Regions from separate parts of the Mus musculus genome. Here region 2 is linked to region 1. A link is a loop called in an ENCODE intact Hi-C map of the cell type or tissue named here. Cell type or tissue: left cerebral cortex. All regions are shown on one strand. Each heading gives the region's core, and the rest is flanking DNA. Links, peaks and the distances in the headings are about the cores only.

What was found. A loop is a pair of places that touch in the nucleus more often than their neighbours do. Peaks named below come from ENCODE experiments on the same cell type or tissue, not always from the same donor. Only the 100,000 strongest peaks of a DNase experiment are listed, where the experiment ranks them.
Region 2: a loop joins it to region 1, with 2.5 times the contacts of the local background. A loop is called at or near these places in 2 of 42 quality-filtered maps.

What each region holds. Positions count from the first base shown.
Region 1 is chr7:65,411,596-65,427,911 of GRCm38, reverse strand. It overlaps a transcript of Tjp1 not described here. Among named protein-coding and RNA genes, the nearest start is that of Tjp1, 49 kb to the right of the region's middle. In left cerebral cortex, for the core only: a CTCF peak has its summit at 8,770; DNase peaks (open chromatin) are centred at 9,157, 9,952, 10,324, 10,677 and 2 more places; H3K27ac peaks cover 7,395 bases.
Region 2 is chr7:65,347,588-65,363,903 of GRCm38, reverse strand. It overlaps Tjp1 (tight junction protein 1), which reads left to right. Exons shown (of 27, transcript NM_001163574.1): 2 at 9,016-9,072. Among named protein-coding and RNA genes, the nearest start is that of Tjp1, 15 kb to the left of the region's middle. In left cerebral cortex, for the core only: no CTCF peak of the experiment used is centred there; DNase peaks (open chromatin) are centred at 3,908, 6,196, 7,247, 9,906 and 1 more place; H3K27ac peaks cover 4,119 bases.

The sequences.
Region 1 (16,316 bases), core at 4,666-12,665:
TCACCTGTGTGCCCTAGCAAACTAGCATTTGACATGACTAACTTTCCAAAGAAACTAGAACTTTCCACATCAGACATTACATTGTCTCTTCTAGTTAGTATTATCTGAGACTTAACAGACAAGGAGACTTAACAGACAAGGAAGACAGACATAAAGAGTAAGTCAAACCGCAAGATTGATAGGATATGAACTAAGGAAGTGAGGCTCTGACTTAACTGTCTCCAAAGGAGGCGACCAATAAGCAACAGAAGTTATGAGCATAGTCCGAGGTCAGCTTACACCATGGGAGGACATGCTGGCAAGCTAGGTGTCTAATGAGGTTAACGCCCTACATTCAGAGAACTACAACTCCCATCGATACAAGAGCAAAAGGATGAGGATGTAAGTCATCTGCAGCTGGGGCTGCCATTCAGAAGAGGGTGTTTGCCTAGCATGTGTGGACCTACATTTGAGCCCAGCACCACCACCACCAAAAAGCAAAACAAACAAACAAACAAACAACAAAGCCAGGAGGGGTGGTACATGCCTTTAATCCCAGCACTTAGGAGGCAGAGACAGGCAGATCTCTGTGAGTTCAAGGCAAGCCTGGTCTACATAGCAAGTTCCAGGATAGCCGGGGCTACCTGGTTACAACCTGATTAAATCCCAGCAAAAGATTTAACAAGCATTTCTCTCAAATAGTTGTGCAAAGACCAAAAGGCAGATGAACAATACTCAAAATATTCAGCACCGTTATGACGATTTGAACATTTTCAAATCAGTCCCACAGTAAAGTGGGACCACGAGCCCGCCAGCATGGACTGGCTGGCTTTGTGTTTCAGGATTATGGATGTTAGTGAAGATGGAGAGAAACTGGAACTCGTGGACCTTGTTTGTGCGACCGTCCAATGGTACAGGACTTCGAGAGAACAGTAGGAGATCTCTTTAGAAAAGTAAGCTGCTGCCACATGGTTCAGCAACCCCCACCAGTGGATACATGACCAAAAGAATCCAGTTCAGTGTCTTAAAAGAGATCCCTAGTTCAATGCAGCATTGCTCCTGATGCGTGAGATGCAGCATCAACCGAAGTGATGACTAAGCGGAGTCTGTACAACAGTGAAACATTATTCTGCCTTAATAAAAAGAGGAGATCTGCCATTTGCCACATAGATAAAAGTGTAGACATTATGCCTGGTGAAATCAGCTAGACACAGGGAGATGAATGCTGTGCCACTCCACTCCTGAGAGGCATCTCTGTCAACCAAGTCCTGTGTGCCAGAAGCTGAGTGCTGCTGCGGCAGCCGCTGGTGGATGGGGAGAGGAGAGCTGTGTTTCCCTGGGTGTAAGGTTTCAGCCGGGTAAGATGGGTAGGTTTCGGAGATCCGCAGAACAGCATAGTGCTTAGATTAACAGTACGGTGTCCTGCTCTTCAAAAACCCCGAGAGGGTAGATCTGAGGTTGATTGTTCTCACCACAAAAGCAAAGCTGCAAAGCCAAAGGGGCTCTTCAGGGACTTTTGGTGAGAAGGAGCCAGATGCACATAATACCAGGGTGCAAGGACGATACCGGGCTATTTCTATGCCGCTACACCTCCCAGACTGTGTAGTACTTTGGGTATTAGTTGTACCTTGGTAAAGTTGGAAGGAAGAGGGAATGAAGAGGAGGAGGTACCATAAACAAGAATGTTTATTCTTATTACAGTTTAATGAATATGCACAAAGAAATAGTTGGTTTGTTAAAATATGCTATATCAAAAATATTGAAAATATAACAAAAAACAAACAACAAAAATTGTTACCAACACTTTTGTGACTTTTTTGTCTTGTTTTGTTTTGTTTTATTTGTTTTTCGAGACAGGGTTTCTCTGTATAGCTATGGATACATGGAAGTCACTCTGTAGACGAGGGTGGCCTTGAACTCAGAAATCCATCTGCCTCTGCCTCCCAAGTGCTGGGATTAAAGATGTGTGCCACCACTGCCTAGCCACTTTTGTGATTCTTGACGTTAACTTCCTACTACTAAGAAACAAGTTTGGGTTGAGGCTTGGCTCCAGGGAAACCTGCACTCTGTCACTGAGCCATCTCCAAGAAAGGTGATAGTTTTATTGCTGTTGTTCAGGTTTTTGAGACAGGGTCTTGCTGTGAAGTTCCCTGACTGCCTCAGTGCTCTCTCCGTGTTATAGTTTGTAGTAAAATGTCTCCCACAGGCTCCTGTCTTTGAGCACTTAGTGCCCAGCTGGTGGGCACTGTTTCTGAAGTTGTAAAGCCTTCAGAAGGGTAAGCTTTGTTAGAGGAGGTTCATGATTGAGGGTAGGTTTTGAATTTTTATACCCTGGCCCTGTTTTCTTGTTTCTCTCTGCCTCCTGTGTGCTTGTGCTTAATCAGCCAGTTTCATGCTTTTCGTAGCCCCCCTGGAGCTGTCAAACACAGGAAACCCTTTCTCCTCTAAGTTGCTTTGTGTCAAGGCATTCCTTCATAGCCACAGAAAAGAAACCAATATTCTACCAGTATATTGGTAAACCAGCTGGCTTTGAACTCACGAAGGGCATTATGTTTTAGTCTCCCAAATTATGGGATTACAGGCTTATGCTGCCATGCCTGGCTGTTGAAAAATTATTTGGGTTTCAGTTTTGTTTTACTTTAAAAAAGTGACTTCGAAAGGCTAACACGGTAAAAACATTCTTCGTTGTCCTTCCGATGATCTATTCATTTAGTACTGTAAATCAGTCTGAACCGCATGCAGGAGTAGGAGCTGGGAGTCAGAGCCCTGTCGCTGTGGCTGGTGGACACACCTGACCTCAGGCCTGCTGGGAGGCTCGGGGCATTGAGCCTCATGGAACTACAGGGAAGGGATGAAGAGTCAGGCTTGAAGGCCTGGGGTTACCAACAGCTAGGAGGTCAGATGAATAGAGACCATGGAGGGTTCTTCTCACTGCAAACCCTTGGCCCACTGAAATGGTGTTCTGTTCTAACAGCTGGTATGTGGATCAGGATAAGGGGACCTGGAAGGGGCTCCGGGCATGAAGGCAAGAGCAAGTCACATCTTAAGTTCACTCCTAGTGCCTGTGCCTTTCCCAGCCATGGGCCTTTGACCAAGCAGGCCTACCATACAGGTATGAACTCCCATGGTACTCCATGATGCCAGCGTCTCCCCCACACCAGCTTCCTGTTGGTTGGGGCAGAGCAGCAGCATTACACAAGCGAGTGTGGAGCAGATGTCTACACAAGGGAAGTCATTTTTCATGTCAGCTGTGTACATGCTTGATTGGAAATTATACAGCGCTGTGGAATGCTGAAGTGCAGGAGCACCTTTCAGAGACTACTTCCAGAGACTTCCCTCATTTCCTCCTGTGGCTTTCGAGTCTGAGGACGCCTCGTCGTTGTCACAGATTGAGCTAAGGTCTGCTTTTTCTAAAACAAGGTTCTGTCAGAACAGTCTGACTTCTAAATATTAAAGAGTTGTTTGTGAACATTCCAGCTTCTTCCCGGGCCTCCACAATGGGTGTGGGGACGGGGCAGAGGCTAGCTAGCCACAGACAGCAAGACAATTTAGATTGTACTCAGCTAGTCACTGGGGCCAGGCTTTCTAAAAATGGGACTTCACAGATACATCTAAGTTTTTAAAGAGATTTTATTCTTGATTCGGAGTATGTATGTGTATGGAGAGAGGTATATGCATGTGAGTGCAGGATTGGATGGGAGAGATCCTGGAGGCAAAATGTAGGTAGCAGAGACCCCTGGTTCAGGTGGTAGATGCGCCGGGATCCACTACAAGAGGATTTATAACTTAGAATAGCTTACTAATTAGGATGCTAGTTGCTGTGCCCAGCAATTGTGTTACCTATTGATTCTAAACTAAGATTGTGTGGTGTTTTCCTTCATGAGGCAACTCAGCTGGGTTCCAGAGAAAGGTACAGTGGCAGGGCACCCCGGGCAGCCACGGGAATTTGGAAATGTGGGGCGTGCGTGCGTGCGTGCGTGCGTGCGTGCGTGCGTACATGCGTGGCAATGGCCCTGCCTGCCATGGGAACTTAGCGAGCCCGGTGGAGAGATTTCAGAGCTCGGAATCAGAGAGTCTGCTGGACTGAGAACAGGCGGCCTGTCTGCCAGTGCCATGCCGGCGGTATTTCGGATTACCGAAGTAGAGTACGTGCTTATGGTCCCAGCTATTCAGGAGCAGCAGAAGGATCATTTGAGCCAAGTTTGAAACCAGCTACAGCAACACAGTTAAGATCCCATCTCAACATATTAGTAAACACAAAATCAGTGGGCTTGCTTTTTAAATAATCTTCCAGACCCAAGTTAGATCCCAGCACCCACATGGTGGTTCACCGTGTTCTGTAACTCTCATTCTAAGGGATCCAAGGCCCTCTTCTGACCACTATGGCCACCAAGCATACACGTGACACATAGACATATACACAGGCACACTCATACACATAAGTAACTCTGAAAAGTAAACGTTCATCCCGTGAGCCAGAAGTACAGACAGACTCGTCTTTCATGCTATGTGACAACACTGCCCATTGGAGCTTCCTGGATCGCTCAGTGTGGACACTGCCAGCCACTCCTGGTTTTCATGTGTTTTGACATACCGAGTTTTGACTGATCAGCTATTTCGGGTTCTTGGAGATGCCATCTCACAGGGAAAATGATGACATTTCCCTTCTAATATTAGAAAGAGAGCCACATCCCGTCCTGGACTTGGGGGAGAATTCGTGGACTTGAGCATGTCATCCCAAGGGCAGTTACTTCCCAAAGCTTGCCCAGCTGACTTACTGCAGCAGGCACAAACCATGTCGAGCTGACCTTAGCTCTCAGGGATAGCAGAATCCTTTAGTAAAAGAAAATCCAACAGATAACATAAAAACAAGGTCAAGAGCTGAGCAGTGGTGGCATACACCTCAGATCCCAGCACTCTGGAGGCAGAGGCAGGTGAGTCTCTGTGAATTGGAGGCCAGCCTTGTCTACAGAGCAAGTTGCAGGCCAGACAAGCAGTCGCTAGTGGGGAGGGAATGTCGCTCACTGGTAGAAGTCTTGCCTCCTATGTTTTAGGCCACAGGTTTGGTGCCCAGCATCCAACAACCAAACAGGCCAACAGGCAGAAGGCTCTTGGGCTTTGGCTAGAAAGTCAACCAAAGGCTTGCCAAAGACTGTGGATGGTTCTGGTGCTTGTCAGGGCTACACTTAAGGGACAGGAGTGGAAGGTTTTGCTGAGAGTCCCCGTGAGTAGCCAGACTTAGGTTTAGCATTCCTTACAGGAACTGGCTGGGTGTGGGTCTGCACTTCAGATAAGACTGGTGCTCCATTTGAGATTAAAAACCCTCCCCTGTCCTAAGCTTCACCCTTTCATCAGTCAGCTTTCACTTACTCCAGGTTACTCTCCAAGGAGAATAAAAACCTTTGAAAAGAGCATGACCATGGGTACTGCTTCTTCTAGTACTTCTATATTTACCCCTTTGCTGATGTATGTAAATTTATGTATGTAAATTTTTATTCAGATTTAATTAGCAATTCTTTCAGCTTGACCTTTGCCGATTTTCATTGGAAGCAGGAAAGCTGTCCAACGATGGGGACTGCTACGGGTGGGCTAGAGAGATGGCTCAGCTGCTCAGAGCACTGGCTGGTCTCTTAGAGAGAACCTGGGTTCAATTCCCAGCACACAAAAGAAGGCTCCCAATAGTCTGGGATTGGGACGCCAGCCCTACACAAGTGTGGCCCACAGACATACATGCAAGCAAACATCCATGCATACACAATTTCAAAAATTAAAAAAAGAAAAGTGAGCCGGGCGTGGTGGCGCATACCTTTAATCCCAGCACTTGGGAGGCAGAGGCAGGTGGATTTCTGAGTTCGAGGCTAGCCTGGTCTACAGAGTGAGTTCCAGGACAGGGCTACACAGAGAAACCCTGTCTCAAAAAAAAAAAAAAAAAAAAAAAAAAAAAGAGTTCTGCTTAAAAGCCATTTTCTGTTTCTTGGGGGGTGGGGGGAGGCATTAGACATTTTTTTGTCTTAAAAGCTCACAGTCAAGCTGAGAACCGAAAGTTAAAAAAAAAATAGCTTTATTTAAAATCTGGTTTTGGCCACTCACTTTTACCCAGAAATTCACGTGAATGGACTAAGCCACTGTGCTCACTGCAGGACCCCGTAGTCAGCTCGCAGAACACAGGAACACAAACAACTTGCTGAGGTTTCTTCTAGTTCACAATGGATGGCTTCCTCTTTCAACCCAGGGCATTGTCTCTGTCTCCTGTACTGGGGAGGCTGGTCACGTGGTGGACGATGCCAGTCTCAGTCACATCCTGAAACAGCAATGTGCTGCTTTTGCCATCCCTACCCCTCCCCCTCTCCGCTGTGGGGACCGAGGTCCCTGTAATCCTGGTGACTGACTCTGACAGTCCACGGCAGGGGCTGTGCTGTGAGGTGCAGACTCGTCCCTCACACGCTCCCTCATTGTTACCCTGGGGTCCCTTCTATACCCAATGCCTCCTCCTCCTCAGGAGGAAGGAAGGGAGGGAGGGAGGGAGGGAGGGAGGGAGGGAGGGAGGGAGGAAGGAAGGAAGGAAGAAAGGAAGGAAGGAGAGAAACCATGGTTCAACTCCCATGTTGCCTAGATCAGACCCTGTCTTTGTTAGTGTGACCACACTTCTTTTAGCATTATTTATTGTGGTAGTTACCACCATTCAAAGAACATGGAGTAAATATTGTCTTATCCAGAAAAACTATGTTGTGCAACAGAGAAACTTCGTGGGATGGCACATTTGAGAACACAAGAGGTGGAGGAGAAGGGGATGGCTTTTCTTTCTGTCCCTGTGTTTTCTTTTTTGTTTTTATTTGTCTGTCTGTTTTTTTTTTTTTTTTTTTTTTTCAAGACAGGGTTTCTCTGTGTAGTCCTGGATGTCCTGGAACTCCATCTGTAGGCCTTGAACTTAGAGATCCACATGCCTCTGCCTCCTGCGTGCTGGGATTAAAGGTGTAGCTGGCTCCTTCTCTCATTTTGTTCACAAAGGAAACAGAGTCATCACAAGGAACAGTGCCCTTGAGAGATACAGCTTCCACACTCAGGTCCCAGGAACAAAGGCATCTGTCTTTTCTTGTCATATGTGTTCAGCACCTGGGTTAAGGATTGCCTGAAAGAACTGTCCTAAAGAGCCTTTATATTTGGGGCAACTTTTTTTTTTTAACCTGAAAAACACTCGGGATTTCTAGCAAGCATTCAGTATATGTGGCACGGAATAATGAGTTGGGCTATTTAATAAGAAACATATTTGCCAGTTAGACATCAAATGAAGTGCTTAGAGTTACTCCAAGCTCTCTAAGCTCCAGTGCTCTTTGGGCAGAGCTTGCCCTTCCCCCACAGCAAGCCCTAGGTGTATGTCTGCTGAGCCAGAACACGCTCCTGGCCAGTTTTCCTCTCCCAACTCCCCTTTGTTCCCAGAGCCGAATTTCAAACTTGGCGTGGAATCCCAAAGGTGGCTTTCTGCTGGAGCATGTGTGTGTCACTATTGCTGCTATGGATCTCTGTGGCCCCGGTGTGGCTTTAGTCCCATGAGTGTCTTGTGCATGCAGAGCTTGTGGTGAAGGCCCTGCCTTGCTGTGTGAAGTGGGCAAGTGAGATGCACTGCGAGACTCAGGCTAGACCAATGCATGGCCACTTGGAAGAGTTGACACAGAGACAGGAAGTAGGTTTAGTTTTTTATTCTTACTCCAGTGTTGGCTGTGCCTTTTCTTCACTGGTTAGGGTCTGAGCTCACCATCTTGTTCATTTGTCTAGTCTGAAAAGAATTGTCACACAGGAAATGAAGGAGGAAGGAGTCACTGTTCCAAGGAGATAAAGGTTATTGTTCTCAGTTATCAAATTCTTAGAACAGTACAGCAGGGCTTTTATGTAAACAAGGTTTTACTGGATGAGGAGGTCTAAAACATTTGCATAAAAGTCTCAAAGGTAGGGGAGATAAAGATTTTTCCCAAACACAATTTATAGTATTTGATGGAAAAGATTCATATTTGATATTAGTCACACTTGGAACATACACTACTACCCAAAGATCACAGAACCATTTTTTTTTTTAATTCTAGATAAATAAATGTGAAGTTGGGTGTGGTGGTTTATATTTATAATCCCAGATCATAGAAGAAGCAGGAGGAATTTAAATTTCAGGTCAGCCTAGGCTACACCTTGAGACCTTATCTCAAAAATCCCCAAAGAAAGTCCAAAGAAAGAATGCAGTTGGCTGGGTGGTGGTGGTACACACCTGTAATCCCAGCACTTCTAAGGCAGAGGCAGGAGGACCTCTGTGAGTTTGAGACTAACCTGGTATACAAAGCAAGTTCCAGGGCAGCCAAGTCTATAGAGAAACCCATCTCTAGAGAAAAAAAAAATGCAGTAGAGGAAAGGAAGAAAGGAGGGAGAGGGGAGGAAGAAAGGGAAGGAGGAAGGAGCAAGGGAGTAGAGGGGGAAGAGAGGAGGGAGAGATGGGAGAAGAAGAGGAAAAGAGAGAAACAGATTTCAAGATCTCAAGATTTTGAGTCTCAGAGATGGTAAGTGTCCTCAATGTTCTTTGGTGTGTTAGGAAAGAGTCACCTAATGTCACTCTAATGGATGAATGTTAAAGCTAAGACACCCATTGGGGGCGGGGTGGAGGGTGGGTTACTAAGACAGAGGCATCCATGGGGGAGGGGACCTGCTAGGGCTGGACACCCCTGCGGGGAAGGCCGGAGCTAGGACTGAGACATCTCTGGGGAATGCTTGTGTGGAGACACCTGTAGGGACTGTAGCAGAGCACCAGCTGTCTCCAGTATCTGAAGTATGTTTTCCTTGTACTATCTTTGAACTGTGTTTTGTTTATTTTCATTTTCTGTTCTAGTCTGGGCTTTCATCTTTTGAAGTCTGAATTTGAGGCTCAAGGCTGAAATAAAATAAGCCTTTTAAATCTTAGGGAGAGTTAAGTATCAAAGGAAGACTCCACACAATCTAGGATCGCACAGTTAAATCTGTATTTATGCTCACGGTAAAAAATACCCCTCTGACCCGAGAACATTCTAGAGTTTGGAGGAAACAATAACAAACAACAGAGCTTTGGATGGGAACAGTGTTTTGGATAGGAAAGGCCCTGTTATCTCCCTATCATCCAGTGGGACAAACACCTGGGCCTGCCTGTGGACTGCCAACCAGTGCCTTCCTGCCTTCAGGGCTCCTCCCACAGCGGACAGACCACTGCCAACCACCTGGCTTGCCTGCCTATGGCTGGGAGCTCTACACTCGTCCAGCTCCATCTCCTTCAGAACACCCCACGATCGGTAGAAGCACCCTTACAGGCTTTCTCTCGGAGAATTGAGCCATAACTGGACCTGAGACCTCGTTGGCAGTTTATCAACATTTCTGGGGCACCTTCCCAGGGTTGTACAGTAAGCAACCGGCTAGAATGCTTTCTCACAGTTTGACCAGCCAACCCTTCTGTGATGGGTCTTGTTATTGGAAAGTTTGCCGCTCACTTCTATTCTGTCTCTGGGTGGTCCTCTGAGTGGATGTTTCTCAGTCAGGGTTGTGACTGGACTCGCACACACACACAGTTGGTGTTCTAAGGTAGTTTCTTCATGTATGTGCTAAGGCGTCAGGCCTGTCTCCCACGTGACCAGTACACAGTGGCGCACAGGAAGAGTTCTCCAGGCAGGTGTACCAAGAATGCTCAGGACAAAGCTGCCATCTTGACACCACGGGGGCAAATCTCAGAAGTCTGGCAGCGGCTTTTCTGGTGCTTCCAAGGGAGGGTGAGCGGAGGAGGGTTTGTTCACTGGAGCACAGGGAAAGATGGCCACTGAGGGGAGGAGAGTCATGTATGGAAATGTGCTATCCCAGCTAGAAAACACCATTTTCTCACAGTCTAGCATGCCATCTCCCTGTATTAGAATGTTCTAGTTCTCCCGTCGCTCTCCTGATGTTTGAGTTCTCTGTCTTTGCTCTTATTTCCCATTTTGAATACCTTTTTTAGAGCTGTTTGGGAAATCTCCCAAAAGTTGGGTAAGTGGGGCTGGAGTGCTGACAGAGGCTTCTTGTTACTGGCTCTAAATGGATGCTCTGTGTCCTCTTTAGAAGGGTTATCTTTCCTTTCCTTTATCCAGTAAAAATATGTTTGGGGATCCAGGGCTTGTCTGGGTAATGATCCTAAAAAAATGATCCCTCTTGCTGCAGAGCCAGCCCCAAGGAGGTGGCCAGAGAAGCTGTGGCCTGGCCACAGTTCCCCTCCGACCTTGGACTGGTTGTCACGCACACTTGGACAGCGTTTCCGCTCTTTGTCTGAGCATGCATTCATCATCTTGTTGGTTGTATGAGTCTCTCTCATCCTCCTCTTTGCATCCCGTCTTCATTTAACCCCAATCTTCACTCTTGGGGCTGGTTGAGGGGTGATGGGCTCAGCTCCCAGGCAGCCTCTGGAGACACAGGGCACTTGGCGCAGGCAGAAGCACCTCCCCTAGCTGATAGCCCTGTGGGGGACTCTCTCCTGACAGGAATTGATAAGGGCACATTATGTAAAATCTGGAGGGCAGAGCTTTCCCTTTTAGGTCAGTACTCGGCCTGGAGCTAAAAAGGCTAATCAACAGAAGCATTTTCTGTGTTCATTCCAGAGACTTTCCCAGGGGCACAATAAATCTCACAGGCCTGTTTACAGGAGCATTGTTATTTAACAAGCCAGGCTTCCGAGTTTAAGAGTTTTTGGTTTCATCCAATCTAACCCAACCCGCCACATTCATGATTCATTACCAGTTACTCAGACTGCGTTCTGTAAGGTAATGTAATTTTGCATACTTAAAAATAATCTTCACATACAAGATTAACCTTATGCGCGTTGGAAGACGATTTAAAAGCTGTATGTCTTTCTTCTCTTTTTAAGCCTACTGGGAAAGTGTCAGTCCTGGCTCTAATCTCACCAGCTAAGGAGACCAACTGAGCTAGTTCATCTCCTTTACTCATTCATTCATTCATTCATTCATTCAGGAGATGCAGCTTATCATGTTTATACATCATTCATTCATCTGTTCTTTCATTCAAAACAATGGTTCAAGCCTGGCTCTAGAAGATGAAAACATGCGTGGAGCTCATGCAGCCTTCAAGATGCTGCAGGTCAGCATCAGAAGGACCTGGTGCTGTCTGGGGAGTGGTCATTTGATCTGGGTTTGGTCCTAAAGAACAGAGATGGTTTCAGTGGAGGGGGAAGGATTAGGGGATGTGGGCGGAGCCTGATCCAAGTGTGACTGACAGCCCTGACCCTCCAGTGTAACCTCAGCTTGTAGGAGCGTGGGGCAAATTCTCCATGGCTCTGATCACAGAAATACATGGTCTCTAAATTTTAATAAGCACTGATAAATCCACCAGAAATATTATAGCTCATGGACAGTCCCTGCAACAGTGTCTTGTGAGCATGTTCCAGGCTCTCTCTAGAAGGTTCCCACAGACAACATCTCAGGAGGGAAGGCAGCTCTTGGAATCTGCGTTGCAAATATTTCTTTTGTTTGTGGCTAGAGTAGGGTATTGTTTCCTGCATGCTTCAGGTATTCCCTGCCTACTCTTCTGGCTTCATTTTACAGCTTCATTTTATGCAGGAAAACCAAGATCCATTTGAAACTAAGTTTGGTTTAAAGGAGATAGAAATCCAACTTCCCTCATCTTTCTCAGAGTTACCCAATTGCATTAAATACATTTATTAAGTAATCTCTTAGTATTTTTCGGAAGGCTCAGCTTTATAATAATGTATATTTACTGAATATCTCTGTAATATATCCCCTTGCATATTTTCAAGTCTTTGCTGTGATCCATTGATAAATCTTGTTGATTTCTTCTCCGGTTTCATATCGTTCTAAGACCTGTGTGTTCTAACAGGAAAGAAGTTGTAAACTGTTCGCAAAATCTTTCTCATGTCCCTAGAACCAGCATTTAAATGAACCTTGAAGAAGTTTACTTTTGGCTTGATTTGCTGAAAAGCTCCACTGTCTTAAGTAGTGAGAACCTGGCGGGCACCAGAGCCGTGGCCTGGGTAGTTCCTTTGCTTGATTTATTTTTCCTTCCTTTTCTGCAAGTCTGTAAATGTTTATTGCGTATTGTCCGTCCTTGTCATTGCTTGTTTGGGGCCTGAGGGGGCAGTGACATTTTCATGACCCTCAGAGCTACACAGACATGGATGAGAGTTGGAGCTCTCCGGTGGCCTTTAAACAAAGCTATCGTACCCAAGATGGGGACTAGGCTCCTCAGTCCCCATTTCCTTGCTTCACCCTAAGGTTTTGGCCAGCCGCTGGTCAGAGTGAGGCAACTTCTAACTGATGTTTTAACAGAGAGATAGCAAGGAGCTGCGGCTGCAGTTCTCTGCTGATGGTTTCTAAATGTTTCTAAAACAAAATTTTTTACATCCTGAGACAATTTTCAGGGGAATACACACACCCAATTCTGTGGAAAAATAATGGAAAGCTATGAAAAACTCCCACGCAGAGGCAAGAGGAGGAAATATTTTTCCATTGACCGGAGCCCGTGTAGGCCATGTAGGAGCTGGGAAGGCTCCTTCTGAAAGGAACGCAGGGGCTGTTTCCAGCCTCAGTGGTTTGTAGTTTGGGCCTTTCTTGATAAGGACATAATGACCTTTTATCATATCCTATGATCATGATGAACTTGACCTTATCAGAAACACGGACAGTTTGGTTCCTTGATTTGGGTTTTTTTTTTTGCTCATAAGTCATCTTTTGGTTTTTAGAGTTAAATGACAAAGTTCTTCTGTTGGCCACAAACAGCAGGTAAGGTCTGGGCCTGCATCAGCTTTGCTGGTTGAACTTTGCTGGGTGAGAGGATAGTCCATCAGCTGTTAGCAATTGCTTTCTTCTTTCCTTTCATATCACACATCATTCATCTTATTAGTCTTAAATGAGTCCCTCAAGCCAACACATGGAGACGAATTCAGAGAACTTGGAAGCAACTAGAAGCATGGTGTCGTGAGGCATCCTTATAGATGGGACTGGAGCCTTGTAAAGATGTCACAAGGCTCGGGCCCAGTGTCCTTGCCCTTTTCTGAGTGCCCCCCCCCCCCCCACTTCAGGTGACTCTCTGTTGTCCGTGAGGTAGTATAGTGACCTCCTTATCACTCTTGCTATCTCCCTTCCAAGCTGTCCCAGGTTGGGGCCCTGCCTCACACAGCAGGTGGCTCTCCTCAGTTCTAGCAGCTTTAGCTTCCAGCCAGAAGGCTGTGTTATCCGCCCATACCCCTTGCTCCCGTTTAACTTGTGCAAAGCAAATTATATTTTTCAGCAGAGCTGAAAACCATGGAATGTTTTCCGGGCATGCCAGAGTAATGTTTTCCGAAGTGACATTTGACTTATATACAAGAGGCCCTTTTCCTCCCCTGCATAAATACACACGAAGGACAGCTTTTGTAATATAGTAAATAAGATCCCACACGAATTCCACACAACAGACTGTGTGGGGAGCTCACATAATAAAATGAAGAATGTTGCCTGCTTACTTTCTGACCAGTGTGGAGTTTTCATCATACCCTGCCTCTATCAGAGCCATGAACACACACACACACACACACACACACACACACACACACACACACACACACACTCTTAAACGTAGTGATCAAAAATGATCACTTTTTCTCCTAAATGGAACACACCCATTACTGTAGCTGTCCTTTATGTTGCAGAAAGGATGAAGGCACTCTCTAAATATAGTTAATGACTTAAGCTAATGCTAAATCTGTGAGGGAAAAAAATGTGTTGAGATTTGGGTGGGTGTTGCCAGGAGGAACAGGAATGTGGGGGGCAGGACCAGGTGACACGGGGATAAAGTCATGCCAGACGTAAACGCACATTTCAAGAGAAGGTTTAGCAGAGAATTAATACGCTGCTATTTCTGTCAAGGAGAAGGTGTCACATCACTAAAAGAAGGAGGAAAAAAAAAAAAAAACAACCCTTAAAGCTGTATTTACATCAAAGTTTATGTCATCTCTGTTTCCCTTCTCCTAAGTGCCCATGATGAAAGTATGCCTTTGAGATTGTTAATTGCAGATTTATTTCTGTCCTGTTACCAATCAGGGATGGAGGCTGCTCTTAAGGAGCTTGTGGCCCTCGGTTGCCGCTGCAGAGCCTGCTGATGTGAACTGATCGGAATCGGACGAGGTGCATGCATATTTCTGCTTAGCATCACATCTCGTTTCTTTGCCTCTTCTGTGTGCAGCATCCTCCTCTACAGAGCTTGCTTTCCCTTAAGGCTCCTGAGGGGTCAGGCCCACTTCTTGCACCATGCTGCTGGGGTGCCTCAGCGTATTTAGTGCTCCTCTGTCTAGAGATTTTTCCGAGGTTTTACCTGTTTGTGCATGGTACCTCTGGTGGATTGAATATGCTTGACCTAGGGAGTGGCACTATTAGAAGGTATGACTGTGTTAGAGAAGGTGTGGCCTTGTTGGAGGAAGTGTGTTACTGTGGGCGTGGGCTTTAAGACCCTCATTCTAGCTGCCTGGAAGCCAGTCTTCTCCTAGCAGCCTTCAGATGAAGATGTAGATCTCTCAGCTCCTCCTGTACCATGCCTGTCTGGATGCTGCCATGCTCCCACCTTGGTGATCATTGACTGAACCTCTCTGAACCTGTAAGCCAGCCCCAATTAAATGTTGGCCTTATGAGAGTTGCCTTGGTCATGGTGTCTGTGCAGAGCAGTAAAATCCTAACTAGGACAGTACTTAATTCTCCCATTTTAGGTAACGTTTGTTAAATCAATTCTTTTACAAATAAAGAATATACTTCTTCAGACATGATCATAGTTAACATATTAGACATTGTAATGTGGCCACTCTCCTCGGAAGATAGGAGAAATAGCAGTAGCTGATATGGGGAGCCTTGTGTGTTGAGGATGCAATGGACCAGGCAGGTAAAAACCATCAACAAAGTGAAGTAGCAGAAGCCGCAGACCTTAAGTCAAAGCGAACATGAATCACCTGCTCCATTCTGCCCTTCAGCTTTAAATCAGTATTGTGTGCTAACATTTTCCTGCCTTTCTGGTAGTCACTGTCCTCAGGAAAGTGCAATTCTTATCCTATCATAAGTATTGTTGTTGATCTACGTAGTCAAATTAAGGGTGGGACAGGCTATCTAATCTTGTCTTTGAATAGTTTCCTGATCTTCATAGCCGGCTTACCCATTAACAATCCACTTGTAAATTAGGTGGGGTGGCACAAGTCTTTCACCCCAGTGTTAGGGAAGCAGAGGAAGACAGATCTCTTGAGTTCAAGGCCTGTCAGGTCTACATACGGAGTTCCAGGCTAGTCATAAAAACATAATGATATCTCAAAAGACAACAACAAATACTTTAAAACCCCCTTGCAGATTTCCCACTCAAGCAAAAGTTGGAGATCTGGGCACATAACTAACCATGATTTCCTGACCTCCAAATCTTAGTGTGTGAGGGGTCCCCTTTGAAGTACAACCTCAGGGGAAGAAAAGCAAGATTAAGCCTTTTGAACTTAGCTTAGTGTTTTCCTTGTGTTGGATAACTTCTGTTTTAATTGTAGCAAGGAGATTTGTAAACAGCATTTTGTTTGTTTGTTTTCAAAGCAAAACAATTTAAAAGTAATAACTGGCACACAAATGTAGTCCTTGGAACCCAGTAAGACCAAGAAGGAAGGATGCCAAAGTCTAAGGAATGCATAGGACAGAAAACACAGGCACAGTTAACCAGTGAGAAATGTGGCATAACAGGAAGATGGGCAGGGATCTGACACAATCCTAGAACAGACCGTAAACCATGGGGGGTGGGGGTGGGGTGTGTGTGTGTGTGTGTGTGTGTGTGTGTGTGTGTGTGTGAGCTTCTGGGCCTTCTCCACTGCCTTCAGGGCCTTCTCCACTGCCTTTATTTTTGTCTGAATTGACCCAGTGCTCTGCAGGAATCTGAAGCCCAAAAGAGCAGAGATACGTGGTACACTGGCAATCAGAAACTCCAGTGAGTCTCAGTCATTGCCACTTCCTGGGGCCCAGCAACCTTGTCAAGCCCTTGCTTACTAAACTGAGGCGGGCAGTGCCTATCCTCAGTAGGTGACACTCAAGAAGCAAGAAGACACAGGTGACCTGGGTACAAAGAAAATGTAAGTTACCTTAGAGCCAGAGGCGGCTTCTTCATCCTGAAAATGACAAGTCTTTTGAAAAACCTCACATCTAAGACAAATAAAGGTGATTCGATACCATTCGTTGGTTGTGCTCACAGTTCTCAGGAGAACATTGAAGACTAAAGCCAAAGCCTCCACCGCTCATATTGCTGGAAGGCCTACTTGCCACAGCTTCATGAGGAAGGAAAACATGGGTCAG
Region 2 (16,316 bases), core at 2,895-10,894, 62 kb after region 1:
TGGAGAATGCAGAAGTAGTAATATTATAAAGAAGAGTACCACACAAGGCGAGAGAAACACAGTCTTTTTGGGATGCAGTTACAGTTACATTGACAGTAAATAAACGGCACCAGGGCTGGAGAGATTGCTCAGTGGTTAAGAACATTCTTTGTTCCTGTAGAGGCCCAGATTTGATTCCTAGCACCCACTTGGTGGCCACAGTCAGCTGCAGCATCAGTTCTGGAGGATTTGATGCCCTCTTGTGAGCTCTGTGGGTACCAAGCATGCTCGCAGTGCACACAGATAAAGGCAAGACACTCACACATAAAATGAATAAATCTAAAAACAAAACAAAGCAAAAATAAAAAAACCCTTAAAACAATAACAGCGTTCTGCTCTGGGCTTTTGTTTGTTTTGGGGTGTGGTGGTGGAGTAAGGTTAAGGAGTTAGCTAAATTACATCTAACACAGTTTCTAGATTTTCCTTTGTTAACTTTAAAACATTGAGTCTGGCTATAGTTGTGGAAATGTTTTGTGCATATTTGATATCTCAGAAACATAAGGTAATTAAGAATAACTCGTGCAACTCTGTGACTATATTGGCATGGGAGATAGGCTCTGTGTTTCCTGTTACTGTTTCCGTTTAGTTAGGGAGGGTCTAACGTGTTATAAACTTCCCAGCAGTCTGGATTTGAGAACTTGGTATTGAGTAGACACTTGTTGTCCATCCATTACTACTAGACATGTGGCGAGATGCTGGAGCCAGAACACTAAGTCTATGTCTGTCTCTGTCCTGGTGAGTGTTGTGACAGTGAGAGCAGACAGCAGCCAAGATCCTGAGTGTGATGCTAAGTGCTGTTCTGCATGTGCCATGGCCAGGCCACAGTCTCCTCCCTACCAAAGACCATGTTTGTTTTGCTTTCTATGGTACTTTTCTCTATAATTTTATTACTTACTTTTGTATCCTACCAGAGATCTCTAAAACTTTACATGTGGCTACTTTGGCAAAGTCCTCCTATATCAGCCTCCCAAGTGCTTGGATTGCAGGCAGGCTCCTCCACTCCTAACTTGTGTAGCCAGTGTTCTCCACACGCAGCAAGGTGTCACTATGTAGTCCAGGCTGATTTTGAACTCAGTTCCTCTTCCTCAGCATCCTGGGTGCAGGGGTTACAAGGCTGTGCCACTGAATCTAGCTTACCTCCATGGTTTTCTATTGTAGGAAGGCTTGCCTTATTTATTGACTTTGAGGGGGAAAAAAGTAGTTTAAGTTGTGGTTTTGTACTTGTTGAATATTGTGCAAAAAGTGACAAATTTTCCTGTTACTTGAGTTTTAACAGTTGTATGAAAGTCACTTTTGGTTAGTTTTAATCTGGAGAATAATTCAACTCTTAAGAGTTAAGATTAACTCTTAAACCCATAATGGGCATTCCTTACTTTACTCTGATAAGACTATGGAAATCTCCAATTAACAGAAATACATGTTATATGCAAAAACAGAGAAAAACAAAGCTGTCTTTTAAAATAGAATGTACATCTTTTTCAGTATTATCTTAGAAAAGGAGTTTCGAAGGCTTATTTACGGATTTTTTTTATTGTATTGGAGTACTTAAGCAAAAATATACTGTACCAATGCTGTCTTGCTTATAATATTGGAAATGAGTGGGCAAAGACAGTAGATTCTGCATGTATGCTGAGTGCTGACTCACAGATCCTGAGCTTAGTGTTTCATAGATGTGCTATTTGTTTTTATTTTTTAAGGATTTATTTATTTTATTTATATGCATATACTGTAGCTGTCTTCAGACACACCAGAAGAAGGCATCTGATCCCATTACAGATGGCTGTGAGCCACCATGTGGTGGCTGGGAATTGAACTCAGGACCTCTGGAAGAATAGTTAGTGTGCTTAACTATTGAGCCATCTCTCCAGCCCATGCTGTATGATCCTTATTCTTACTCTCTTTTACAGTGAAGGCTCCAGGGTTAATACATTTGCTGTGGCTACATCTGATTATTACTCAAAATATGTGTACATTTAAATATTCTTGTATTCTAAATGAGCGTCAGATGACTATGCTGTATGTTGGGTGAGTCTAAGACTGGACAAGTAGCGTGAGTCGGGAAAGCTGGAAGCAAGCTGCAGTGAAGCTGCCCTAGCCCCAGCTGGTCTTCTCCTGGGTTAGGAGAGCCAGATTTTCCAGTTTTTCAAAACCAGTTGTAATTTTGTTATATTGACAAGTACCTTGACCTTAAACTAGAAAGCTCAATTAATTTTGCTTAAACCTTCTTATTGTAAAACTTAGTATTAATGTGTAAAAGTGCATAAAGAAAATATACATAAGGTGAATATGCATGTAAACACAACATACCTATTACCAGGACAGATTCTGTACAGATAAGGCATTTAAAAAAACAGTCATTGAATAGCTGTAAGGATCTTTGAGTTTCTGCGTTTAGAGTCTAGGTTTTGAATTTTGGGGGATCTGTCTACCGTTAGCTGCTGTTTCACCTATTTAAAAGGGAACAGGAGTAGAAAATGCAAATAGTATCCAGCTTAGGTAGTTGTATATGAATAGAACCAAGTACACAGTAAGTCACATTGGCATATCTTTTTTGTTTTTTTTTTTTTTTTTTTTGAGACAGGGTTTCTCTGTATAGCCCTGGCTGTCCTGGAACTCACTTTGTAGACCAGACTGGCCTCGAACTCAGAAATCTGCCTGCCTCCGCCTCCTGAGTGCTGGCATTAAAGGTGTGTGCCACCACGCCCGGCCTACATATCTTTTTTAAAACATTGTAAATGAAAACATTGTAATTTCCATTTTAATATTGGAAAAGGGCATATAGGGATGTTGTTTGAGCTTATTTCTGTACGGAGTTCAGTCTGTAGATAGGTAGATTCAACAGCAGGTTACTTTCTCGTTTCAGAGACAGTACTTGGGCTCTTCAGATCCTTAGGAAAACTGTCTTACGTTAGCTTTAAATCAGTCCTGGTTTGATGGATTAGGCAATAAAGACTTTAAAGTACATTACAAATCCAGTGTTACAGACTCAGTTTGGATATACACCTTAGTGGTGAATGAGTCTTTCAGATCACTTCACCAATGTAGCATGCATACATACTAATTCTCTTTGGAGTTCTATAGTAGCTTTCTAAAGAATATCTTAGCCCCTGTTTTTCTAAAAAAAGAATCTTTTTAATTTTTAACAATTCCATATACTTATATAATGTACTTGATGAGAGTCAGCTCAGTCTCCCTACCTTCAGCCCCGCTCCCCCAGTGCATTATGTCTAATTAGTGCTGCCTGTATGCACATAGGTTTGGAGGGCATTTGACAGGGTCTCTCAAGAGAGAGACTTACCCTCCTTTAGCACCTCCTAGCTCCTCAGTGAGACATGGAGCCTCATGAGCCCCTCTCAGCCATGCCTGGTCTGTGTAAATAATCCCAGCTGCTGTGAGTTTATGAGTCAAGAGACAGCCGTTCAGAGTGTGCCTTCTATTTATTCCATAGTTCTCTGAGCCTTAAAAGGAATCTTAGCAGAATCTTAGTGTTAGGATTAGTTCTCTTCCTCTTTTTCCAAAGCACACACATTCACTCGTTCTAAAAATTTCTGTATTTATTGGCTTTAGATAGTAAAAGACCAAAACTGTTGCTGGGTTATTTGACTGTTGTCTACTTGAATGGCCTCAACTTTTATTGTTTTCTTTGCCCTCTGTTGATAAACTTTGCTTTTCTTTTCTCACTTATTAAAGCACATGCACATGCGCGCACGTGTGTGTGTGTGTGTGTGTGTGTGTGGTTGCTCACAGACCAGATGAGGGTATCAGATCTCTTAGAGCTGAAGTTCCAGGTGGTTGTGAGCTACTCGATATGGGTGTTGGGAGCCAAACTCCAATCCTTTGAAAGAGCTGTAAGGATGTTTACGTAACCTTGCGGGCATCTCTTCCAGCCTTCCTGCAGTTCTGCCAGGCACGGCTGCCAGCTTTCTCTTTACTCCTCTCAGGGCACTGGTGTTCTTTCTAGGTAGTACTTATTTAAGCCCATGATTATGTATCAAGCCCTGAAGTGTTTGGATCATGCGTGTCTCCCACTAGAGAAGCATGATCATATTGATTGTAACTGGCTGTTGCAGAGCTTAATAGATTATCCTAGCACTTAATAAATGCAGATCATTTGAATGAGTTGAGACACTTCCTGCTAGGGATGGGGCTCTTGATTAGGCTGTTTTCTTTACCTGGGATGTTTTCCACATCCATTCCTCCCTCCATCCCTCCCTCGTCTGGCACTAAGAGATTGTACTGATCAGAACTCCAGCAGCATTAAGATCCTTTCACTATGTAGCTTTCTACCACTTGAAGCTGGCTATTTGATAAAGAGTTAATTTATTTTACATTGTTATATTGTATTAGATAATCTTTTAAAGTGCTCCTGTAATATACTTGCTTATCTCTAAGACTACTTCTACTTTTTGTGTTCCTGAAAAGAAGGCAGCTGCTGAAGTAACTGGTGCAGAGAAATTTTCTTAGTGCTAGCTGGATCATGATAGCAGCACTCTAGGTTTGGGTCTTCTCATATTAATGATTTCAAGTTGTGTTTCTTTTTTTTTTTTTTTTAAGTAGAAAACATTTCAAATGGAAATTATGATGAATCTTTGATGTTATTCTCATTTTAGTACAGATACCAATTTATGAGCCTGGTACCCATAACATTTCTTTGTAAGATCTTTCCTTCCCTTCTCACCCTCCCACATGGTCTCATGTAGCCCAGGCTGGTCCTAAACTCTCCATGTACCTTGAACTCTTGTTCTTCATGCCTTCCCTGAAATAAAAGGCTTAGGTTGCCACACCTGACTTTGTAAAATCATACCAGATTCTAAGGTCTTTGTAGTTTCTTAGAGCTTTCCCTCCTCTTCTTCCTCTTCCTCCTTCTCCTCCTCCTCTTCCTCTTCTCGTTCCTCTTTCTTCCTCTCCTTCCTCCCTCTCCTTCCTCCTTCTCTTCCTCCTCTTCTTCTTCCTCCTCCTCCTACCTCCTCTTCCTTTTCCTCCCCCCACCCCCAGTGCTTGCCTAGATTTCTTAATTCACTAGGTATTCCCAGATGGTGGTGTCTAAATTTTATTTTTTTGTGATTTATTAGCTGGTATAGCTAAGAAAAATGTCTTGTCTTGTCTCTTTCTTTCTTTCTTTCTTTCTTTCTTTCTTTCTTTCTTTCTTTCTTTCTTTCTTTCTTTCTTCTTTTTCAAGACATGGTTTCTCTGTGTAGCCCTGGTTGTCCTGGAACTCACTCTGTAGACCAGGCTGGCCTCGAACTCAGAAATTCTCCTACCTCTGCCTCCCAAGTGCTGGGATTAAAGGCGTGCGCCACCATCGCTCGGCAACAGTAATTTTCTAATCATATACTTAATAAGGATCTAGCATTTCTAAAACTCATGGAAATGTTGTTCTTTTGTGATGTTAGATAACAAAGAATATTGGTCTCAGATTAGGAGATGTTCAATTCTTGTATTTTGGTGTACTCTCTGAGCAGTAAAGAATGTTTTGTATTGGCTCTGTGGGCTTTTATGTATTCTCACTGGCAACTGTTAAGGTCCGCTTGGTCCTTCCTTCCCTGGAGTAGTTGTAGTCTGTAGGGTCATCTTAGTCCTTTGTAAATAGATCTTGGTTTCAGTTCTACAGTCGTGTTGATTGATTACTCTTAGATCCAGATCTACTCTATCTAGGTCTCAGTCTTGATTTTCAGAAATGTAAACCCTGGGTACCTCAGTTTATGCATGTGTGAGACCACATTTGTAACTGTACTTTCAGAACTGGCTTTTGTTTTGTTATGTTTTGTTTTGATTTTTCAAGACAGAGTTTCTCTGTATAGCCCAGGCTGTCCTGGAACTCAGAGATATTATATCTGCCTGTCTCTTTCCCCAGTGTTAAGAGTAAAGGCGTGCACCACTACTGCCCTGCCTAGAGCCCCTCCTTTTCATGTTAACTTTCCTTTCTTTCTGCCTTAAATTTGCCTCCCATTTATGGTCTTCAAAATGAATTCTGATTGCACTGCTTGAGTTTAAAGTTCTCAACAGCACACCACCACACATGCCAGCCATGTCCTGCTCAGACCCAGGAAAGTGAGCTCCCTGTCAGTTCAGCTCTCCAGGCCTGCTTTCTCCCATTTGATTTGTAGTTGGTGTAAAGGATGATGGAACTGCCTAGAATTAGGACCGAGAGTTGGCAGGAAGCCCTTCAGATTGGTGATCTGAGTAGTGTATTTGCCAGCTGGAGCTTAGAACAAAGAAACCAAACAAACTCTTGGCAGATTCTGAAATACAGCTTTTTGCTTCTTTTGAAATTATGATTCTAGTCAGTTGATGCAGACTTAGAAGTGTGTGCAAAACTAATACAGCAACCGTGAATTGCAGTCATTTTTGATGCTAATTATTGAATTTGTAACCTATTCTGTAGTACACTTTAATAAATAGACCTTTGGAACTGGGAAGACATTTTTCCTTGAGATAATTTAGTCTAATTTCCTGATCTTATAGGTGAGGAAAACTAAGATTTTTAACAGCTTGGGTTCTGGTCTTATTTCTAGGCTAGCTCATTTTCTGTGTATCTTGTGTAGTTAACAGAGAACTAGAAGCAGAATTATCATGCTTAGCAGATTAATGTCCTGTTTCTTAGTTTCCTACAAGCCTAGACAGTTTTAGAGTGGGACTGATGATGTTTTAAACAGAGGCACTTACGCGGATTTTACGATGATTCATTTTTAAAGAGATTTATACATTTATAGCATGAAAATTAAGTTTGCACTTAAATTTCTTTGCACAGCAGTAGATGAGCATTATAAAACAAAAAGACTAACAGTCAAGGTAAACCTCCCCAGCCCAGTTTCCTTTTCTCTTCAGAATTCTGTAGGTATTCTTCCAGAGAATGTCCGCCCTATTCTAAAGTGTCCAGCTCATTCTCAATCATTTTCATAATTTAATAAACAAAACCTTTAAAACAAAAAGGCCAACTAGAAGCAAATGTTTGGAACTTCCAGTAACAGTGGAATGTGAATGTAGTGTGAAATATGTTGCCAGTTTATTATGAGTAAAAAAAGAACAAGAAGATAGAACACCTGATGAGAAATACCACCCACACTCCCTTTATTTCAAGCTGATCGATGTGAACCTTTTTCATATCCTTTCAACTTCCTCTTCACTTTGGCTTAAACAAAATTAGATTTTTGGCAATACCCAAGCTGTTGTATAATCTGCTATCCTTTGCCCAAAAGTGTAAACTTATGCGATCATCACAGCCTTGTGGAGAACCACACACTTTTCATAAGATAGTAACCAAGGAAAGTGCCAGTTATCAGATCATTTAACAGTATAGAGTGATGGGGAGTGAAGCACTGCTACTAGTAAACAAAGTGGATCCCAGAAAAACCAGTTTAGAGCTCTGCAAGCAGTTTTCCTTGTTGTCAGCTGGGATTGCTCAGCCTGGCAGTTATTGCAGACACCTGATTCTGTGTGTTTTAGTGAACTGTGGCTGGTCAGTGCACCTGCTCCTCACTGTCAGTGTTTCACATGGATGGAGGAAGCTTTGTGCAGTTTGTGTGTGTGTGTGTGTCTGTCTGTCTGTCTGTCTGTCTGTCTTAAAATCTGGTCAGTTTTTGTTAAAACACAAAACAGTTTTGTTTCCAGGCGAGTCTCATTAAAAGAAAGTTTTGCTGCTCATCATTGGAAGGTTGAAACAAAAGCTGGTAACGTTGCCAGTTCTTATCTATGGGAGTGAACACAGAGATCCTTTCTCTCTCGTCCCTTATTCATTTGGGAGGAAAGTCAATCTAGTTGCTTTGAATGTAGGGACGCAGGCTTCCTTTATAGGAGTTGATTTTCTAAAGTGGCATTAATCTTCAATTAAACTTACTGTGGGAATAGAGAAATAGCTCTCTGGCACCTTGATGTGAGTCGTCTTGTGATGCTACTGATAACTATGTAACAGAGTCAGATCTCACTGGTGAAAGACATTTATAGTAATAGCTAATGAAGGACGATGTGACTATGCCATGCTACTGTCACTTCACCATGATGAAAAGATCTTCTTCTTCTTCTTCTCCTTCTTCTTCTTCTTCTTCTTCTTCTTCTTCTTCTTCTTCTTCCTCCTCCTCCTCCTCCTCCTCCTCCTCCTCCTCCTCCTCCTCCTCCTCCTCCTCTTCCTCCTCCTCCTCCTCCTCTTCTAGAAAGAAACACATATTAAGCATCCCAATGTATTAAAAAGTAGTGTTAAGAGGGGCTACATTACTTTAAACTATCAAGAGCTGTTAACCCAAAATCGAAGGAAATTTTGTTTTTAAATTTTAGTGTTCAACTTTCATATCATCTTATTATCTCTATGAGAGACTGATGGTAGGAGATAAAATGCAGCTACCCTGTGGGCTGGCTAAGATCTACACTGAAACTTGTAGTGATTGTTTATGGATCTGGGGGATTGGGGCCTTGAGATTTTTGTTTTAACGTTTTAGTAAATGCATGTTTATGATATGTGTAACATAAAAGCCTCTTTCTGTATGGCTATACATGAACTTAGAGGAAGTGATGCTGACATAAAACTGAAACTGGATAGAATAGTGACTTTAACCTATCTGATGGTCTAAATCTGTTTTTCTGGATCGTGTATTTGCAAATACTGAGTTCAGAGGTACCTTTTCTTGTGGTGTGCAGCATGAAAAATGCTTGTAAGTCCACTTAGATCTGGTCTGTCTGATGGTAAGCATAAAGTTGCTGAATTTTCTAGCTTTAACTCAATTCTGCTGTGTTAAGTGTAGAGTGGCGTCTGTCCAAATTAAGTTAAGACAAAGGGAGTTCCTGTGTGTGGTTTCTTATCTCTTAAAACAAAAACAACCCTTTCATAGTTTTTAAGTGGTTTCTAGAATACTTTTAATATTAACAGTGCAAGTCTTGGTATTTTATTGTGCTGAGTTGTTTCCAGAATGCTTTCTTTTACTTTATTAAATACTTATTTTTTTCTTTTAAAGGTAAATGCTTTGTTTTCTTTTCCTTTATCAGAGCACAGCAATGGAGGAAACAGCTATATGGGAACAGCACACAGTGACGCTTCACAGGGTGAGTTTCTACTGCAGTAAATAATCTGTGTCATAATTCAGGATACTGGCAGCTTTGAAAACAATAGAGGAAAGCCAGATGTCAGGAAGCCAAAAGAAAGGGGAATTTTTTTCTATATTCTTTTGTTTAAAATTAGATTTATAATAAATTCGTCATTAAGGTCAGAAGTAAGCATGATTGCCTTTTCGCATATCCTTTGGTTATTTCTTATATATTTGCTATTTTTAATCTCTAAAATTAAGTGATTTGTTGCTTAGAATTTTGAATGATTCCATAAAAGATTATATATTATAAGCTGGTTGTATATACATGTTTGTATGCTTGGGGTTTAATATTAAGATATGTTCTTACTAAAATCTTGAAAGAACTTGGGATAAACTCAGTTGGTAGTGTGCTTAGTTGTAGCATGCAGGAAGCCCTCTTCCATCCCCAGAATCACATTAAATTCTCATCTGTGAAACCCGGCAGTCAGAAATTCAAAATCATCCTTAGCTACTTAGCAGGTTGGTATGTATGTTGTGGGAGGCCATATTCTAAAAAGATAATTGTTCATTTGAAGCATGTACAGCCCAAGCATTGCAGATAGGATTATTAGTAAGCAGTGGAAATACCAGCTTTGGGATCAGATTGGTCTGGATTTTAATTCTACTTTTGCTTTTTTGTGGCTTTAGAAATGGGGAAGAAACCCAACCTGTGTTGTAAACTGTGGTGTTTATGTATTTAAAGTTAGGCTAGGAGCTGGAGACATGGCTCAGTAGGAAATAGTGCTTGTTCTTTAAAAAGACTTTAAAGAGATTTAGTTGATGGTCCCATGTTTGGCTGCTCACACCTCCAGAGGATCTGATGGCCTCTCTGGCCTCTGCAGGCACCCTCACACACACATAGAAATAAAAACTTTAAAAAAGTAGCTGGGTGTCATGTAGCACAGCTCAGCCTGCTTTATGTAACAAGTTGCAGAATGGCCAGGGCTATGTATAAAAACTTGTCTCAAAAAGGAAAAACTAAATAAAATGCTATAGGGATAACAACACCAATTCATGCCTTTTCTGTTCAAGTATGGCTCCTTAAATTTACCCTTTTTCTTCTTTTTAGCAGAACTGACTCTACTGATGGTTCTCCTGCTTAGAGAGTGTTTAAATAAATGGCATATGCCTTACACTGATTATTTTTTTTTTTTTTTTTTAAGATTTATTTATTATATGTAAGTACACTGTAGCTGTCTTCAGACACTCCAGAAGAGGGCGTCAGATCTTGTTACAGATGGTTGTGAGCCACCATGTGGTTGCTGGGATTTGAACTGTAGACCTTCGGAAGAGCAGTCGGGTGCTCTTACCCACTGAGCCATCTCACCAGCCCACACTGATTATTTCTGAGCAGTTGACAACTGGAGGTGGAAAAATTATGTTCCTGAGCACTTACCACCTGATTATCTCATGAGGGTTTGATAGAGTTAGTTAATTATTCAAATAAAGTGCTTCTAGGAAGGGTATGGCTGACCTTTTCCTGTCTCACTAAATGAAGAAATCATTGCAATAATACCCATCTTAACTTTTAATTTGTAAAGCTGAAATAGCTTCCTGTTGTTTTCATTGTGCTTAATTGGTAACATCTCTGCATCAGAGCTCTACTATACATAAAATACTTTTATACTTTATGTCTTTGATTGCTTGATTGTGATATCATGGGTTGGTAGCATTTTATGTATTACATTTGTTTTTCTTAATACATTTATCATTTTTATTGTTATAATTTATATAACAGTAAATTCACACTCATCTAGTATATAGTTCTGAGTTTTGACATAGTTACATAACTAATATTCCACTCAAAATACAGAATGACTCCATTACCTTAAAACTGTGTTCAAATCTCTTTGTGGTCAACTCTGTCCCCTTACTGTCTGCATTGAGCCACTAATCTGTCTTTTTTAAACTTTGACTTTCTCCAGGATGTCTTATAGATGGGTTTGTGTAATAAGTAGCTTTTTGAGACTGATTTCACATGCTTAGATTAATGCATTTGAGACTTCAATAATGTTGATTGTGTTGCTATCTAATTCTTGCTTATTACTAACTTCCACTCCATTTTAGGAGTGTATAATAGCTTACTCATCCTATATTTGATGGTACATTTAGGTTGTTTACAGTTTTTGTTGATTATTAATATATACCCGAGTTAGTATGCAGTTTCCTTGGGTAAATAGGAATGGAATGACAGTGGGTTTTATGCTAGCTGTTACTTTTATAGGACATGGCTGATTGGATGTGCCTTCTCACCAGCAACGTATGAGTCAGTCTTCTCCACAGCTCTTGATATTGTTGGTTTTAACCTTTGAGTTTAGCTATTCTAGTAGATGTCTAGTAGTATCTCATTATAACTCTTAATTTGTATTTCTCTGTACATTAATGCTGAGCACCTTGTAATGATCAGTCTTTATTGCCAAGTTGACTGAATTTGGAATCATCTAAGAGACAAAATGAGGCATACCTGTGGATATGTTTAACGGAGGAGGGAAGACCCTCCATGACTATGGGTAGTAGTATTTCTGTAGTCTTGAGCCGTAATACAAAGGAAGCATCTTGTGGAGGACATGGTCTCTCTCCACTTCCTGACTAAAAAGACAGAGTTTCTCTGGGTAGCTACGGAACTCACTCTGTAGCCCAGGCTGGCCTCAAACTCAAAGATCCATCTGCCTCTGCCTTTGGAGTGCTGAAACTGAAGGCATGTGCAACCACTTTCAACTTGCTTGGTCCAGGTCAGACCTCCCTAGAATTGGGGTACCTTGATTGTTACAGCTCTTTTCATTTTTATGGGATCAAACTTTGGATCTCATTCAAGTCAGGGACTCTTGTGATGAGCTACATCGCCTTTCTCTTTTATACTAAGTATAAAGTTTATGAATAACTTAGCAAAGGATACTATTACTGATTGCCAATTTCATCATTACAAGTGCTTGGTTTTGCAAGATCATTGTTAAAGTGGTATGTGTGTGTGTGTGGGGGGGCTGTAAAGTAGCAAAGATGTCATGAATTTGAGAGGGTTGGGGTGTCACAGAAGGAGTGTAGAGGAAGAGGGAAGGTTGAAAATGATATCAAGACAGTACTCATGTATGATAATGTAAAACAAATGTTTTCAATTAAAATAAAAGTGATTAAATAAGAAAACACACAAAATGGTTAGATGTACAAATTCAGTTGCTGATTTTGTATGAAGCTAAATTTATAGGTCATAGAAGCTTGAGAAAATTTTAAAATGTAAATAATTAAAGGTTAAGATAGCTATTTATTGAAATGCCTATTAATTTCATCATAAATTATATAATTAAAAATCAAATTACAGGTCTGCAAATCATCTACTATCAAGCTAACTACTACCACCTATGGTCCTTTTACATTTTAACTAAAAAAAATTTAAGATTTAGTAATTTTAATTTTCTAAATGTTCTTGAAAAGAATTACCAGCCTTTAGTTTTTTACAAATGAACGTTTATTTTGAGGGAAGAGTCATCTATTGTATGACCTTTGATGATAGGACCCTCCATGGGTAAACATTTTTTGGTCCATTGAAAAGAATGAACAGAAGCTGGGCTTGGTGACAGAGGCAGGCTGACCTTGAGCAAGATCCATAACAGCCAGAGCTTTGTCACACTGAGAAACCCTGTCTGGAACCACCTAACCCCACTCCCTCATAAAAAGCAAAGTATCAGTTTTCCTTGTTCATTGGCTCTTGGTGTTTTCATAATATCTTAAATGCCTGATTTCATTGTTACTGTAACAACACTTACCAGTATTTATTCCAGAAGATGAATTGTGCTCCAGGTAGCAGAGATTAACAACTTGCAGTTCATTCCCAGGAACAATTTAGAGCTCTGAGCCATGCTCTAGCAAAACATTCCCAGCAGCCTGCCCAGAGTTTATTGCTGCTGCATGCTGGGTATTAACCAATTGCATTTGTTGCTGTAGGGACTCTACACTGTAAGAGTGTTGTGAAAGGACTGAGTTGGATAGACTTGGTCTGGTTCTTTGGGGTGGTGTAATGTTTGTTTGTTTTCAAGGTTTTTTTTGTAATAAAGTTTACAAAACAACAACAAAAAAAAAAACGAAAATGGCGGGGGGGGGGGGGCGGAGTTATTCGTGCAAGGAAGGAGGTGAAGAAGTGCTGTGTCTCTTTGCTGAGGTGAGGCTATTCAGTGCTGTGTTCCCAGCACAACACTTAACACCTTTTGAAAACTGAAGAGCTGTACATTTGACTTAGCCCTCTTATCTGTTTACCTCTCATGAACCCTGCAGGGGAACTGGCATCTAGTAAAGCCAGACACTGAATGCAGGCTCCACTGGCCATCACACATCCAGACTTGCCCCAGGAATGCCTGCCTAGATTGTTGAAATGACTTTTCTAACACAGACCTGAAACCATGCTTAGTTTCCTTAACATTTAAAATTTTGCTCAATTTTCCTTGAGCTAATGAGAGATATAGATCTGTAATGTTTCCTCATTCCCAAATTTCTAACAATAAAGAAAATAGTACAGAGGAGAAAAAACTTTTCAAGTTAGGTTTTATCTGGTGTGGGCACGTGCGCGCGCATGTGTGTGTGTGCGTGCATGTGTGTGCGTGTGTGTGTATGTGTGTGTGTGTGTGTGTGTGTGTGTGCGTACGTGCGCGCGTGCATGCATATTTGGGTGTCGTCTTCAGCTGTTCTCACCTTGGTTTTTGAGCTATGGTCTTTCCCTGGCCCTACAGCTCTCACACTGGCAGATCAAATATGCTCTAAGAATCTGCCTGTCCTCGCTGGCGTCCAGCACTAGGGTTATATAGGTGCACAGCTACCACACCCAGGTTTTATGTGGGTACTGGGTATCCAAACTAAGATTGCCAGGCTTAATGTAACAGGCGCTTTGCCAAATGAACTGTTGTCTCTTCAGCCACAGTCATTTAATTTTTAACTAATATATGCATATTCTTCATTTCCCTTATTTAATAACTAAAACACTAATAGGAGAAATGTAATGTAATAACAGTGAATTACACCTATAGTTTTCCATGGGTGATTTGACTGGTTCCTTTAACATTCTGTTCTCAGAATACAGTCAGAATAGACATTTGGAATGGAATCTGTTGGAGCTTCACAATAAATTTTACTTTCATTAACAAATACATTTTATCACTTAAGAAAATAATCCCCCCTACAAAAAAGAGGACAAAGGAGTAGACAATCAGTTCTACATCCCCACATTCACACACCTAGTCCAACAAGGCCACACCTACTCCAAAAGGCCACACCCACTCCATCAAAGCCACACCTCCTAATAGTGCCATTCCCTGGGCTAAGAATATACAAATCATCACACACAACCATTGTGGAAATTAGTTTAAAGATTTCTCCAGAAATTAAAAATAAAATATCAAATGGCATGTCTATTTCACTCTGGGGCATATACCTATATACCTAAGGAACTTTACTTCATACTCTATTATAGAGATATGTGTGCTCCCCTGAGAGCTCCCAGAGACTTAGCCATTAACCAAAGAGTAACACAGGCTGGTCTGAGGGCCCCCCAACTCCCCAACCTCCACACATATGTAGCAGAGGACTATCTTATCTGGCTTTAGTGGGAGAGGATGTGCCTAATCCTGTAAAGACTTGATGCTCAGGGAAGGGGGGTGCTGTGTGTGTGTGTGTGTGTGTGTGTGTGTGTGTGTGTGTGTACGTACACCCTTTCAGAGCCGAAGGAGAGGGGGATGGAGAACTTTGGGGGAGAGGTAGACCAGTATGGGGACAACATTTAGGATGTAAATAAATAAATAAATTTAAAAAGGCATGTGCTGTTGCCATTACCACCTGACTCTCATGTTCTTTCTCATGTAGAATCTAGCCAGTAGTATATATCAAAAGATGTGTTCATTTCCATACAATGTAACATGAAGGAATGTTGTTTTTTTTAAGTAGCTATTTTTTCCTTAAAGACTTTAGTGAGATTTTGTTTTGTTTTGTTTTGTTTTTTATTTGCATGAGTGCATGCTGTGTGAGTGAGCATGCCTGTGGAGTCCAGAAGAAGGTGTCAGATTTGCTGGAGTTACAGGTGTTTGTGAGCTGATAAGCCTGGCTTCTGGGGACTGAACTCCCCTCACACACACCCCAAGAGCAGTAGGAGCCATCTCTCCAGTCCCTTTTAAAGGTTCTTAAAAGATAGCTTTTCCAAAGCAAGTTGCAAGACTTTTGCCAAAGAGTATTTCAGTTGACTTTGAGGCTGCAAAAGTACAGTATCTTTTAAATACTTTTTTTTTTTTTTGGTGTTCTAAGTTGCTCCAGAATAAAATGTGGAGTGTCTAGAGCAGAGGCTGCAACCTTTTTTCTGAAAATCCAGATAGCAATGAATATATGGCTTTACAGGCAATAAATCTTTATCATGGCAATATACTACCCTTTAGCTGTATTGCAAAAGCAGCCATAGTAGGTAAATGAATGAATGTGGCTATGTTTTAATACAACAATATTTATAAAAGCAGACAGTTGGTTGGGCTGAAGAAACAGTTCAGGTAGTAAGATGCTTGCTGATGTCCAAGCTTGAGGACCTGCGTTTGACAGTCCTAGGTAGAAAAGCTGGAAGAGTTGCCATGTGTTTATAATCTTAGCCCCGGGGAGTGCATGCAAGTTGGGCTCACTGGCAGGCAAGTATAGCTCAGTTGGGGCCACTGAGAAACCCTGTCTCCAAAGTAAGAAACAGGTAAATGACACCAAGGTTGTCATCTGACCTCCAAATGGACACATGCATGCCCACACTTGTATACATAATAAAAAACAAGAATAAATGGCAACCTGGACAAATTTGACCTTTGGATCATAATTTGCTGACATTGACCTAGAGCAATAACCTTCCAGGTTTAGTGTAAAGAAAGAGGAATCAGCTAGGATGTCCTTTTTTACCAAAGATTCTGAGTCTTTTGACTTAGGGTAGGTTTGAACCACCATTTTAAAAGATGCACTACTTTGAGATGCGCTATACTAAGAAATTGTGACAGAGGAATGAAAATGTTTCTTGCTGTGTGATGGTGATGGAGATGATGATAGGATAGTGAGTGAAGGACATGGAACACACAAGTGATGGTAAATCCATAAGAAACTGCCATGGCTTACACCTTAGCTTTTCTCTTTACTGTCAGGAATAATGTGATGGGACTTATTTTTTCATTTGTATTCTCAAAGGAAACCTGGGTTATCTCATAATACTAAAACCGTTGAAAT